Linked DNA regions of Homo sapiens: regions 2 and 3 are each linked to region 1. The links are chromatin contacts, found by Hi-C or POLR2A ChIA-PET in ENCODE. All regions are on one chromosome and are shown on one strand. The core of a region is the stretch at or near the end of the contact, and the rest is flanking DNA. Distances in the headings are between cores, read along the strand shown.

The links. A loop is a pair of places that touch in the nucleus more often than their neighbours do. ChIA-PET counts read pairs that join two places held with the same protein, here RNA polymerase II (POLR2A). Pooled maps may share reads with other maps.
Region 2: a loop to region 1 is called in a map with no recorded cell type, with 9 times the contacts of the local background. The contact joins two enhancer-like sites. A Hi-C loop is called at or near these places in 3 of 37 single-sample maps with no recorded cell type. POLR2A ChIA-PET finds 5 or more read pairs at or near these places in 3 of 52 experiments (H1, OCI-LY7 and WTC11).
Region 3: a pooled map shows a loop between it and region 1 (3-fold over the local background). The contact joins two enhancer-like sites. A Hi-C loop is called at or near these places in 10 of 37 single-sample maps with no recorded cell type and 11 of 50 pooled maps. POLR2A ChIA-PET finds 5 or more read pairs at or near these places in 7 of 52 experiments (AG04450, HepG2, IMR-90 and 3 more).

Annotation. Positions count from the first base shown.
Region 1 is chr20:5,526,881-5,531,681 of GRCh38, forward strand. No RefSeq gene overlaps it. Among named protein-coding and RNA genes, the nearest start is that of LINC01729, 19 kb to the left of the region's middle. RefSeq lists enhancers at 1,980-2,521, 3,161-3,230. Within about 2 kb of position 2,936, at least 2 of the 41 ENCODE cell types and tissues checked have a DNase peak (open chromatin) inside an H3K27ac peak, as active enhancers do.
Region 2 is chr20:5,885,417-5,890,217 of GRCh38, forward strand. It overlaps the pseudogene RNU1-55P. Among named protein-coding and RNA genes, the nearest start is that of CHGB, 24 kb to the right of the region's middle. Within about 2 kb of position 1,960, at least 5 of the 41 ENCODE cell types and tissues checked have a DNase peak (open chromatin) inside an H3K27ac peak, as active enhancers do.
Region 3 is chr20:5,832,770-5,837,570 of GRCh38, forward strand. All of the region lies in intron 2 of SHLD1 (shieldin complex subunit 1), which reads left to right. Among named protein-coding and RNA genes, the nearest start is that of CHGB, 76 kb to the right of the region's middle. Within about 2 kb of position 2,867, at least 9 of the 41 ENCODE cell types and tissues checked have a DNase peak (open chromatin) inside an H3K27ac peak, as active enhancers do.

The sequences.
Region 1 (4,801 bases), core at 1,686-4,185:
AACGAATGAAACTGAAAACACAACATACCAAAATTTGTGAGAACAGTTAAAGCAAGGCTAAGAGGAAAATTTGTAGCACTAAATGCATACCTCAGAAAAGAGGAAAAGTCTCAAATGAAAAACTTAAACTCTCCTTCAAGAACTTAGAAAAACGACCAAATACAGTGGCTCATGCCTGTAATCCCAGAACTTTGGAAGGCTGAGGCAGGAGAATCACTTGAGCCCAGGAGTTTAAGACCAGCCTGGGCAACACAGTGAGATCTCATCAATATTTATGTTATTTAAAAAAAAGAAGAACTTAAAAAAAGAGAGCAAAATAAGCCTAAAACCAGCACAAGAAAGGAAATAATAAAGAGCAGAAATCAATGAAATGAAAAACAGAATAACATTAGAAAAAGTTGGTGGAGTCAAGAGTGTGTTCTTTGAAAAGATCTGTAAAACTGACCAAGCTCTGACAAGACTGACGAAGAAAAAAATTACTAATATCGCTTATAGATTTTAGAAATTATAGTACACAGTTACCAATATCAGGAGTGAAACAGAGGAAATCACTACAGACGCTGCGGACATCAAAAGGATAACGAAATGCTACAAACAACTCTGCATACATAAATTTGATAACTTAGATTAAATGGACCAATTCCTTGTAAAGTACAAACTACCGCAACTCACCTAATTGAAATAGGTAATTTGGATAGCTGCATAACTATTAGAAAATTGAATTTTTAGTTAACTTCCTGAAAAAGAAATCTCCAACCCAGATTGTTTCACTGGAGAATTCTATTAAAGATTTAAAGGGGAGTTAAGACCAACTCTACAGAAAATAGAAGGAAAAGGAACCCTTCCCAACTCATTCCAGAAAGCAGGTATTACCCTCATACCAAAGCCAGACAAAAACAGTGTAAAAAGACCGGGCACAGTGGCTCACGCCTGTAATCCCAGTACTTTGGGAGGCTGAGGCGGGTGGATCACCTGAGGTCAGGAGTTGGTGACCAGCTTTGCCAACATGGTGAAACCCTGTCTCTACTAAAAAGACAAAATTAGCTGGGCATGGTGGCACCTGCCTGTAATCCCATCTACTTGGGAGGCTGAGGCAGGAGAATCGCTTGAACTTGGGAGGAGGAGGTTGCAGTGAACTGAGCCGAGATTGTGCCACTGCTCTCCAGCCTGGGTGACAGAGCAAGACTCCATCTCAAAACAACAACAACAAAATTAAACATGCAGCCGAGCACAGTGGCTCATGCCTGTAATCCCAGCACTTTCGGAGGCCAAGGTGGGAGTATTGTTTAAGCCCAGGAGTTTGAGACCAGCCTGGGTAACATTGGGAGACCCCCTATCTCTACAAAAACTTTTAAAAATAAGCCAGGTGTGGTGGCCTCCCAGCTGCTCTGGAGGCTGAGGAAGGAGGATTACTTGAGCCCACGAATTAGAGACAACCGTGAGCTATGATCATGTCACTGCACTCCAGCCTGGGCAACAAAGCAAGAACCCATCTCAGAAAGAAAAAAAAAAAAATAAAAGCTAAACATGCAACTACCATATGACCTAATACTTAACTGTTCTCGGAATTAGCCAACAGAAATGAGAACTTAGTTCACACGAAAGCCCGTAGACAAGTGTTTATAGCTGATTTATGCATAATAGTCCCAAACTGGACACAACCCCAATGCCCTTCAGTGTGTGAATGTCCAGAGCAGCCTGGGGACTGACACTGCCACGCTCTTACTTGGAATGTGTGTAGCTTTCCAGAGAATGAGTTAAGGTGTGTGTTGAGGGGCTGGGAGCGAGCAGTGCTGGCACACCAGCAGAACTGAGGAGTTCAGTCTAGAGTTGGTACATCTTGAGCTGAATCTCTAAGGCCTTCAGTTTCCTAGATCTGCTTCCCTCGGAAGCACTTAGGAAACAGGGCCTCCCTCCACAGGACAGCCCCCCGGGTCTGCAAAGGGGCATGTGTTTCCTCCTTAGGCACGGATGTGCCTTGTCCTCTCTTCTCCCACACTTAGAGTAACCTGTGAATAATTTGATGGGTGAAATAACCCACTGTCTGGGACACCATTTTTGGTGTGGCTTTATGGGTGCCTATGTACCGTGTATATGTATGTAACATGTAACCCTGCTCAAAAAGGTTAGAACTCACCCAGTCAGCTAGCGACTCCAGAATAATCAGATACATGTTCCCCCAAGGTACCACAAGATGGCAGCACATGCACACAGCATTTCAAGCTCCTGCACACTGAGATGACAGCAATTAATCTGCCCTCTAATAATGCCTCTGCCATCCTGGAAAGCCCTACACTTAAACGGTCATGATGCCTGTTTCTATGATGATGTGTTGCAAACACACGCAGCATTTCTGAGGTAGATGAAGAGATTCAAAGGGTAACAGGAGATTATGTAGTTCAGAATTCTTCACCTTTTTTTAAAAAAAATATTTATTTATTTATTTATTTATTTTTAATAGAGACAGGGTCTCACTATGTTGCCCAGGCTAGTCTTGAATTCCTGGGCTCAAGCGATCCTCCCGCCTCGGCCTCCCAAAGGGCCGGGATCACAGGCGTGAGCCACTGAGTGTGGCCAGAATTCTTCACCTTTTGGTGCAGAGTGTGTATGTCGCACCTGAAGCCAGAAGTCAACGATACTCGATGAAAGGGTTTGTTCAGCGCAGATGACCTACTTGGGTTCATGGCTTGCATGTGTTATAATTGCTGCTGTTTATTTCCTGAAAACTTAGACGATTTGGGGCACATTATCGATGCCTTACAGGCATGGTCGCATTAAACTTTACTGCAGCCATCTGTCATAGTGATTATTATCCTCATTTTACAGATGGGGAAAGAAAGAATTAGACCTTCAGGCACCTTGGTAATGGCACGCACAGCGAGTAGAGGCAGAGAGAACCTGCTTCCCTGACGGCCCACACTCCCCCGGCACACAAGGCTCCCTCTAGGTGGCGCGCGCGTCTCAGCTTCTACTGCGGAAGTCTCGGTTATGTGATTATGTATACGCTCAATCCTACACCAATTGAGAATGGCCCTTAGCTTGGAATTAGTAAGAACAGTAATTAGCAATTTATTGTCAGAAAAAAGTTCATAAGATTATCGGCCGCAGTCTCTTTGCTGCACATCTTTCTCATCTTGACAGGACAGCCACAGGGAATCCAGGTCTTCTCCACCACCCCAGGCTCAGCAGTTCATGCTTACCCACCCAGCTCAGGCACAGATGCGACATTCAGCTTAGCAACATTCAGCTTAGGATCGGGTAAACAGGCAGAGCTTTCTCTCTCTCTTTTTTTTTTTTTTTTGAGGCAGAGTCTCTCTCTTATTGCCCAGGCTGGAGTGTAATGGTGCGATCTCGGCTCACCACAACCTCCATCTCCCGCGTTCAAGCGATTCTCCTGTCTCAGCCTCCCGAGTAGCTGGGATTACAGTTATGCACCACCACACCTGGCTAATTTTGTATTTTTAGTGGAGATGGGGTTTCTCCATGGTCAGGCTGGTCTCGAACTCCAGACCTCAGGTGATCCACCGGCCTCGGCCTCCCAAAGTGCTGGGATTACAAGCATGAGCCACTGCGCCTGGCCTTTTTTTCTTTCTTTCTTTTTAATGTGGAAAATTCCAAATCCTATCAGAGCATATTTGGCATGTGATTTTTTTTTTTTTTTTTTTTTTTTTTGAGACAGGGACTCACTCTGTCGCCCAGGCTGGAGTGCAGTGGCACAATCACGGATCACTGGAGCATCAAACTCCTGGGCTCAAGCGATCCTTCCACCTCAGCCTCCTGATTACCTAAGACTATAGGCAAGCACCACCACAGCCCCTAGTTTTTATTTTTATTTTTTATTTATTTATTTTTTTGTAGAGACAGAGTCTCGCTTTGTTGCCCAGACTGGTCTTGAACTTCTGGCCTCAGGTGACCCTCTGGGCCTCCCAAAGCACTGGGTTTACAAGCATGAGCCACCATGCCAGGCCTAACATCTCTAATTTTTTAAAATTGTTTTTAACATAATGAGACCGAGCTTCACCATGTTGTCTAGACTGTTCTCAAACTCCTGGGCTCAAATGATCCACCCACCTTGGCCTCCCAAAGTGCTAGGGTTACAGGTGTGAGCCACCGTGCCCAGCCAGCATCTCTAATTTTTGACAAGCAGACTTTTGATATGTGATTTACCTAAGTTGTGTAAAGTTATATTCAACGTTATCTGCCTTTTACAAATCAGGAAAACAGGGTATCATTAACTTTCCTAAGTGATATATTCAGGGGGAAAATGAATTTAGCAAAGTGGAGGTCTTTTGTGTCCTTTTACAGATAGTAAAATAGCATCTAGGAGAATGGGAGGTTGAAGGGAACTGTCATAGATTTGGGGTCAACTGAGGCCAGTTAGTGGCCATGACCATGAGGGACCTTAGGTGCTGCTTGCTTTCCCCAGCCAGGTTCAGCTGTGTGGGTGCAGATTCAGACTTGGAGGTGAGATGAAAATAATAAGAGGGATGTGATGGAGCAAGACAGGGCAAGGGCCTTGAGCACACACAAGGAAGAGATTCCAGCAGCTGACAGTCTCATTACAGCTGGCAGGGCAGTCAGTGAGAGCATGAGATTAGGTGGATCATGAGCAGAGAAGCTGGGATGGATGCACTGGTGGCCTCAGCACAGGGAGGGTGCCAGGGGGAGTGAACAGTGGAGGGGAATGGGACTCATGTCATTTCCGTTATGGAAAGGGTGTCGCTATTTGATAGGAGAGCTCTGGGATATGACCATGGGAATGAAAGGCTGGGGAGATGACAGGATCACTGGCAGGAAACTG
Region 2 (4,801 bases), core at 710-3,209, 360 kb after region 1:
CACCCGTGAAGGGTCTGTGCTGAGGAGGATTAGTAAAAGAGGAAAGCCTCTTGCAGTTGAGAAAGAGGAAGGCCACCGTCTCCTGCCTGCCCCTGGGAACCGAATATCTCGGTATAAAACCCGATTGTACATTTATTCTATTCTGAGATAGGAGAAAAACCGCCCTGTGGCGGGAGGCGAGACATGTTGGCAGCAACGCTGCTCTGTTATTCTTTACTCCACTGAGATATTTGGGTGGAGAAAAGCATAAATCTGGCTTACATGCACATCCAGGCATAGTACCTCCACTTGAACTTATTTGTGATACAGATTCCTTTGCTCACATGTTTTCTTGCTGATCTTCTCACTATTATCACCCTGCTCTCCTACCGCATTCCTCTTGCTGAGATAGTGAAAATAGTAATCAATAAAAACTGAGGGAACTCAGAGACCGGTGCTGGTGCTGGTCCTCTGTATGCTGAGCGCCGGTCCCCTGGGCCCACTGTTCTTTCTCTATACTTTGTGTCTTATTTCTTTTCTCAGTCTCTCGTCCCACTTGACAAGATATACCCACAGGTGTGGAGGGGCAGGCCACCCCTTCATCCTGGGTGGGAGCATTTGATTTGCTGAGACTAGATAATATGACTGTCCTCTAGTGGCCAGGGACCAGCAAAAGGGCATCTGGCTCCGCTCCTTTCTATAGTGGGAAGTAGATCCTGCCTGCCTTCATGACCACATCACAGAGGGAAGGGCATTAGGATGCTAAGTAACCCCTACAACCGCAAATGACTATTTCACCTCCCCATTTGGACTTCTGTGAGCATATAGACATCACCAACAGTTTTGTTTTCGTTTTGCTTTTCTTGAGACAGGGTCTCACTCTGTCACCCAGGCTGGAGTGCAGTGGCATTATCATGTCTCACTGCAGCCTCTGACCTCCTGGGAACAAGCAATCCTCTAGCCTCAGCCTCCTGAGTACCTGGGACTGCACGCATGAGCCATTATGCTTGGCTAGTTTTTTATTTTTTAATTTCTTGTAGAGACGAGCTCTTGCAATGTTGCCCAGCCTGGTCTTGAACTCCTGGGCTCAAGCAATTCTCCTACCTTGGCCTCCCAAAATTCTAGGATTAGAGGCATGAGCCACTGTGCCTGGCAGTTACTTTATTTCTACAAAACATGGAGGCATTTCCTATCACTCCTCAAATGAGTTACACCCCCCACAAAAAGCACTGTTCTAAGTGCTGAGTTTGCAAAGGCTTTAACCTCACTGAAGGGGAAAGAATTTCTTCTTCTGTCTCGCTAGTTCACTGATTGCCTCCTTCTGGCCCAATGTCTGGGGGAAAACCAAAGATCAATGTGTCCACTTGACTTTTGCTCAGATGCTTAGTGTGCAGTTAGCTTCCAGGAGCATGGAAACTTCTTCTCCAAGGGTTCCATTAGTGATTAGACGTGCACTTTAAAGTATGTCATGCTGCCACGTATCAGACTGGGACAGAGATGAACTGGAACATGAGAGATGTGTTGAGGTGACAGCCAGGATTCTGCCATTGTTCTTTCAGTGTATTTCTGATGCCTCTCAAATTCCATAAGGGGAGGTGTTGATGTCTGTGGTTAAGTAACATGAGGCCAGAGCTGACGCTGTGGCAGCTGCTCCCAAAGGCACAGAGTTTCTTCGTTGCCAGGAAAAGATGCCCTTGAATTTTCTGGGCTGAGGTAAGAAAGTTTGGCAGATCCTGCCTTCTCTGCTTTCTGTTTGCCTTAATGGATATCAAGATAGAAAATAAGGAGCCAGAAGGACCTTCAGAGAATCTATTCACGGCCTGTGTGTCTTAGGCTCCCCCCAGAAATAGACTCTCCGGCACAAATTCAAGTGCAAGTAGTTTATTTGAGTGGGAAAGCAAGGAACTGAGACAGGAGAGGGAAAGAAGCAGTAAAAGGTACATTATCAAGCAAGTTACCACTGTGGGCATCTGGAACTTAAGCCTACTGGAGCCAGTGCAGATTGTAAGCTTCAAAGTTATCCTGCAAAAGGAGTAAGGCAGCTAGGGTATTTAAACACCAGTCCCCATCCATCTTTGATTGAAGGCTGAAACTGGGAGGGCACTAATTTCCAAGTGCTTCCAGCTTGCTGTGTGAATGGGCAAAGCAAGCTCTGGCCACCAGACAAAGCCCTCGGGCAAAGAGGCAGATGCTGGCAGTTGAAAGTCAGGTGCTGTGGCACAAAATGCTAAGGCCCGAGGGGGCATGGGCAGGGCACCCAAAACATCTGCTGTACTGTGTCCACTCTCATCCTCCAGACTTGTGGACAAACTTCCTGTTCATCATTCATTCAAAGCCCAGCATAAATCTTCCCAGAATCATCCGGGCGTGGTAGCTCACGCCTGTAATCCCAGCACTTTGGGAGGCCAAGGCAGGCGAATCACCTGAGGTCGGGAGTTCAAGACGAGCCTGACCAACATGGAGAAACCCTGTCTCTACTAAAAACACAAAATTAGCCTGGCTTGGTGGTGCATGCCTGTAATCCCAGCTACTCAGGAGGCTGAGGCAGGAGAATCACTTGAACCCGGGAGGCAGAGGTTGTGGTGAGCCAATATCGCACCATCGCACTCCAGCCTGGGCAACAAACTCCGTCTCAAAAAAAAAAAAAAAATTCTTCCCAGAATCAATCAGGAGGTGCACATCCTCCACCAGATTCCTAATTGGTACAGGTGGTTTATTTCACTATTTACTGCTCAATAACTCTCTACCCGTGTTGCAGAGTCACTCAGGTTTAATCTTCTTTCAACCCTGCCAGAAAACTCATCAGCAGCCCACAGACCCTGACCACAGCCCTGGCATAACTGAATAAATGCTGACTAATTGACTAACTCTCATTTCCTTCTATTCAGCAAATGTCCTGGATATTTGGAAATGCCACAGTTCACAGCCAATGCACTTTCAGCAGGTCCTGAAAAATGATTTGGAGAGGTTTACAATTTGCTAAATGTGTTGAGTCTGGGATTGGTAGAGAACCATGACCTTGGGAGAATAGAATGTTTCTCTTCTCTGGGACATAGGTCGGGTTCCTTCGGGACTATGGATAGAATTTGCTTAAACTGTGGGTCAGCTAGTTGTGAGTTGGCAACTTGGGGATGTCTGTGAGAGGCTGGGATTGTGGGGAAAGCAGAAACACTTGCTTAGTTTTGTCTGGTGTGCGAATATCCTACTAAGATTTACTGAAGGAATAGAAAGACCATCTGAGGTTTCCCATGTGATCTTATATTAATGAAGGGATATCTTTGAGTCTCATGTCTTGCTGGTTTTCATCATTCATTTTTTTTTCTTTTTCACCCTGAGTATCAGCCTTTAATAGAAATTGTGATATCTCAGGATCAGGTGGTTACATCAAAAAGAACCTTAATAGGTCACCTGGGCAGTCTCTCAGTCTCCAGGCTATACCGTGCTTAAACTATTCCTAACAGGACGCTGCTTATCCACCGTCTGGAAATTTTTCCAAAAGTGGGGTCAGGCTGGGTGCAGTGGCTCACTCCAGACCGACCAGCCTGGCCAACATGATGAAACCCCATCTCTACTAAAAATACAAAAATTAGCCCGGCTGGTCTGGCTACTCGGGAGGCTGAGGCAGGAGAATCGCTTGAACCCAGGAGGCAGAGGTTGCAGTGAGCCGAGATCTCGCCATTGCACTCCAGCCTGGGAGCAGAGCGAGACTCCATCTCAAAACAAAACAAAACAAGACAAAACAAAAGGGGGTCAAAGAAATGCCATCTGCATTATCAGCACATATAGTTTTCTGCCCAGATCATAAAGTTTATAACATCTGCCTTATTTATATCAAATATGTCATCTATGTCAATGTTTACAGCTATATCATTTATCTATAGGCTGTATCTTATAACATCATTTGCCTCTATATTTACACATACTCTGCCTACATCTGTGTTCACAGCTTTATCATCTACAGCTACATTTTCATCTTTACTATCTACATCACCTATACCTATGCTTATATTACATCATTATCTACATCAACATTTTTATCTACACCTTCTGTACCAGTGGTTCTCAACTGGAGAAACTTTGCCCAGGGACATTTGGCAACTTCCAGAAAGACTTCTTATTGTTACAACTCAGGGTTGGGGGAAGAAATGCCCTCAGCATCTAGGCCAGAGATGCTGCTAAATCCCAGGGATACTGCTAAATCCTGCAATGCACAGGACAGTCCTTGACAACAAAGATATATCCGGCCTAAAATATCAATAGTGTTGAGGTTAAGAAACTCTAATCTACATCACCTACCTCATCTGCATCCATATTTACAGCTATGCCATGCACATCTGCATCTATATTTGCATCTACTCTATCTAAATCTGTGTATATATCTACACCATCTACTCTACATTGGCATCTACGTAGTCGACAGCTACCTCTACAGCATCTACAATATCTATGTCAACTACATCGACGTCATCCACTCCATGTACATCATCCACATCTACGGGATCTAAACTTTGCATGCACATCTATATCTAATTATATAGATGATATAACAATCAACACATGCTTGTTATATCAAAATGAGTGGTCCTTTTAGACTAGAAAGCAAATCTAATTTTAATTTTTCCCTCCACTGGCCACACACATAAAACGTGAGTGGAACAGATCCTTACCTGGCAGGGGAGATACCATGATCATGAAGGTGGTTTTCCCAGGGTGAGGTTCCACTGCACTCCAGAGGTGCTGATCCTGTGATTTCCCCAAATGTGGGAAACGCAACTGCATAATTTGTGGCAGTGGGAACTATGTTCTCACTATCCCCTGTTTT
Region 3 (4,801 bases), core at 1,617-4,116, 310 kb after region 1:
CCTGAACTTAAAAGCTGGAAATCAAAATAATAAATAAATAAATAAATAAATAAATAAATAAATAAATAAATAAATAAATGGGGAAAAAAGCAGGTATCCAACATATTTTAGACCTTAAAATCCCATTAATCCTGGTCCTCTCCTGAGAATTATAACAGAAGATTTGCTTTTCCAGGTAGAGGGTATCTGAGCAGTTGTGCAAGGCTGTGCTGTTGCTTACATTTCTGGAACCATGCGGTGACTGGCCAGTGTTGCATGGCTGACGTGTCCTCCTTCTCCTGACCTGGAGCTCCTGGGCTGCTGTGCTCCTGGTGCATACACCATACAGTGCTAGTACTCTTGCTCTTTCCTCCTAAAAATAGACTCCTAAAACAGTCCTAAAATAGACTCCTCGGCTTCTCTCCTTTTTGACTTTTTTTCCACGAGACTCCTCTGAGCTTGTCCCCAGTTTTGCTTTAGACTCCTGAAATATTTATTTGTTTTTTAATATCTTAACTTTTATTTTAGGTTGAGGGGTACACGTGCAGGTTTATTATATAGGTAAACTCACAACTCGGGTTTGGTGTACAGATTATTTCGGACTTCCGAAATGTTGAAATAATACTCATTTAAATGAGGTTGTCCATTGGTAAGAAGAAAAATCACTCCTGCAACCCTGACAGACTGTTTCTCCTGACCTTTAAAAGACCTTAATGGGTACATTGTTTTGTTTGTTCCGCTCTGCCCTGGTTGAGGGCAATGTGACATTTGCATTATCTCTCTAGGCCTCTGCTTGATTATGTTGCTATAAATTACTGTCTGTCCTGAACAGAGTCCATCTAACTGAGTGTCCTGCTGCCTGTAGGAAGAGAGAGAGAGAGACAGAGACAGGGAGAAACAGAGAGAGAGAGAGACAGAGACAGGGAGAGACAGAGAGAGAGAGACAGAGACAGGGAGAAACACAGAGAGAGAGAAAATAGTTTTCTGGAAAAGAGAAAAGAAACATAATTTGGATTCATGTCTAGACAGAGATAGGGAGAAAAAGAGAGAGAAAGAGAGAGGGGGCAGGTGAGGGGCGGAATAGTTGTCCAGAAAAGAGAAAAGAAACATAATTTAGATTCACATCTTTGTCATTTCCATTTGCTCTAACGCTTAGCCTACATTCAGTTACCTAAAGTGGTCCTATAGCCCTCTCTTCTGGAACCCCATTCATCTCAGATAATACTTCTGTCATTGGCATTGAGGAGGTGAAACTTCAAGTGGTATTTACATTTGATTCCCTTCAGCTTTGTGACCCTTAGGATCCAGATATCTGCCTACTTTGTAGATGTGATATTTATGTTCTGCTGATTTTCAGTGAACAGTGCTCAATTTTGGGGAAAGCAGATCGGGAGCTACCATTCCTGTCTGAGCCTTCTCCTGGAGGCCGGGAGGGTGTCAGGACTTAGCAGGGAAAAGAGCTCCCTGCCTCCAGGAGAAAGGTTTATGGAAGAGTCTTCCTGCCTTCAGGAGTGGGTTCTCCTATCCTGTGAGTCCTTCTCTTCAAATATAACTTTTCCAAGTTAATTTTTTTGAATAGAGAAATTAGCATGTGTGACTTTTATGCAGAAGAACTTAGGAAAGAGATTATTTATATAATAATATAGGCAAAAAATGCTACAAACTCATCCAGCTGGGTTACATTCTAATTTGACCAATGAGCTGAGTCAAGTAGCATTCTTTTTTTGTTTTTTTAATTAAAAGTACTTGTCCTCAATGTGAAAAAACAATCTACAGAAGTACAGATGTTTGAGAAGAGTAATGGTAATGAAAACAGTAGTTAGTATTAATCAAGCTTAGTAGCACTTTGCCTGGATTGCCTCATCCCATCCTCTTACAGTTCTGTGGGCTAGATACTGTTGTGCAAAGGTCTTTGGTAAAGATCTGTTTGATGTTTTTCACCCTGTGTCTTAGTCTATTTGGGCTTCTATAACAAAATACTGTAGATTATGTGGCTTATAAGCAATAGAATATTATTTCTTACAGTTCTAGAGGCTGGGAAGTCCAAGATCAAGGTGCTAACAGATTCAGCATCTGGTGAAGACCACTTCCTGGTTCACAGAGGGCACCTTCTAGTTGTGCCTTTACATGGTGGAAGGGGCAGGGGGGCTTTCTGGGGTCTCCTTTATGAGTTCCATTCATGAGGACTCCTCCTTCATGACCTAATCATCTCCCAATGGCCCTATGTCTTAATACTATCACCTTGGAGGTTAGGATTTCAACATATGAATAGGGGAACACATTCAGATGATAGCAGGCTACCCTTCTCAAACTTATTAGAAAATGGAGTCCTTTTTTTTCATGGAAGCCCCACAACCATCCCTGAGAACATAGGTGGTATTCTGCAGACACAGTTTGGGAAATAAGAGAAGTCTACCTCTACACTGCTGGCTAGGGGTTGAGCTGGGAACAGACACATTTGCCTCCCCTTTGTACTATCTAGCTTTCCAGATTCTTCCCGCTAGTTGTGTTGATGGTGATTTGGGATTGTTCTTTCACATTCAAAGCTAGGGCTATACACTAATTCATTCATTCTCATTCACTAAAAAATATCTACCATCACACTGTGCCAGGAGACCATAGCTAGAACAGGGTCCCTGCCTCTGGGAAGTCCCCGTGCCATAAGAAAACAAACACAGATATTCAATGGGAGGTAAGACCTGCCAAGTACCATCTACTGAGCACTGCAGAAGCTGTGGTGGGGGCTGGCCAGCTCTACCTGGGGAACTGGGGAAGGCTTCCTAGGGGAGGGGATGGGCACAGCGTCCCCAGGGAGCACCAGGTGAAGAAAACTGGGAAGCAGAGAGTTGAGAATGTGTTTGGCAGCATGTGAGTGCCAGGGCTTTCAGCAGTGGGGGCTGGTGGAGGAGCACAGATGGCCTTTAAAGTCAACTCTGAGTCACTCTCTGAAATTACAGAAATTCAAAGAGAAGGATCTGGAAATCCTCCAACAAGTTATTTGACCTTCTGGTCTCTCAATAACCATTTGGTATCTAGCTGATAAATGGAAATTCTCTGCAAAATTGTGTTATACAGGAAAAGTTGCAGAAAAATTGTTAGAGAAAGAAAATCATTCTCCTGCCTTCACCTGTAAACCATAGAGCTCACATTTTTCCTAAGGGGCTTTATGCTAGCAACTTGCCCCTGGATTCTCCATTCATGCCTCAATCTACTAACATGACCGATCGGAGGTTAAATAAAACTTCCAAAGCAGGACCAGGAGTTATTCAGCTTCACTATGTAACAGTGGTTGAGATAGAAACTATTTTCTGTCTATTTTTTTTTCTCGTTGCCTTGACAACTGGTTGTTTTTTTTTTTTAAGCTTTTGATTTTTTTCAACAACATGAGCTGCTTCCTTTGGTTGAGCTGAGACATGTGTACAGATTTATATCTTATTCAGAGAGTCTCTAGTGTAAATGTTTACGAGATACCAATTTTTTATTTTTCAGAATCTTCAGTGTTGAACAGAGTAGATAATTGCACAAAACTGTTAGCCTGCCTGATTAACCAAACAAAGGCAAATCAGTAGTGATTTTCCATGTCTGATGTCAAATACTGTAAAAAATGATTCCAATTCATTTTTACACAATATCATGGAATATTTTAATATTTGGCTTTTTAATGTCCCTGACCAGGTCTGTGTGAAAGTTGTTTCCATATACCAGAAGTGCATGTCCTCCTTCCTGCACTCCCCCTTGCTCCCATGGCTCTAGCCACAGTGGCCTCTCATCCTTGCAAAGCTGTTCCCATCTCATGGCCTTTGCCATTTCCTCTGCCTGGAATCTGCCTACCCCGGATATTCGCATTGCCCGCTCCCTCCTTGCATTTATGTCTCTGATTCAATGCCACCTTCTCCTCCTGGACCTTCCTGTCTAAAACACCATCCTTACTTGTCACTGGCCAGTCAGGACGTGGGAGGATCCCTCTCTGGAAAAACAGTTCAGTCATCCTATATGAAACTCCCCAGACCATAAGCCCTACCCATAGCAAGAGCTTCCAATGAGCATTTTAATGCCTCACCCTTAGATTTGAACTCACAGCCAAAAATCACCAGCTATTTGAGGAAATCCCCTATTACAAAATATAGAGACCAAGACTGATAAATAAAGAACTTAAAAGAAACAGAGACAAGGATGGAGCAGGAGAAATCTGCAACAAAACAAAACAAACAAAAAAATGGAAAATGGGGCAATGGGGCAGAGGAAGGCATCCTAGAAATCATACAAGAAATATAGGAGTGGAACTGAGTGGGGCCCAGGTCAGCAGCTATGGAGCAAGCCTGGAGGGCAGCCAGGCCAACTGGAGCAATAGGACAGAAGATTCTCCGGGAGGGCTGGGGTCCTGAGGAGCTATCGCAACAGGCTACATGTGGAAATTTGTATTGAGAGGCTATTGGAGGGTATGGGTAAAATTAGGATACAGTTGACTCTTGAACAACAGAGGGGTTAGGAGTATTGGCCTCCCCTCCGCCCACCACCTGCAATAATTTTTGACTCTCCAAAACCTTTTTTTTCTTCCGCTTTTATTGTAAGCTCAGGGTTACCTGTGCAGGATGTGCAAGTTTGTTACATAGGTAAATGTGTGCCATGGTGGTTTGCTGCACACATCATCCCATCACCTAGGTGTTAAGCCCAGCGTCCATTAGCTGTTCTTCCTGATGCTCTCCCTCCCCCCACACACCCCCCACCTCCAACAGGCCCCGCTGTGTGTTGTTCCCCTCCATGTGCCCATGTGTTCTCATCATTCAGCTCCCACTTATAAGTGAGAACATGCGGTGTTTGG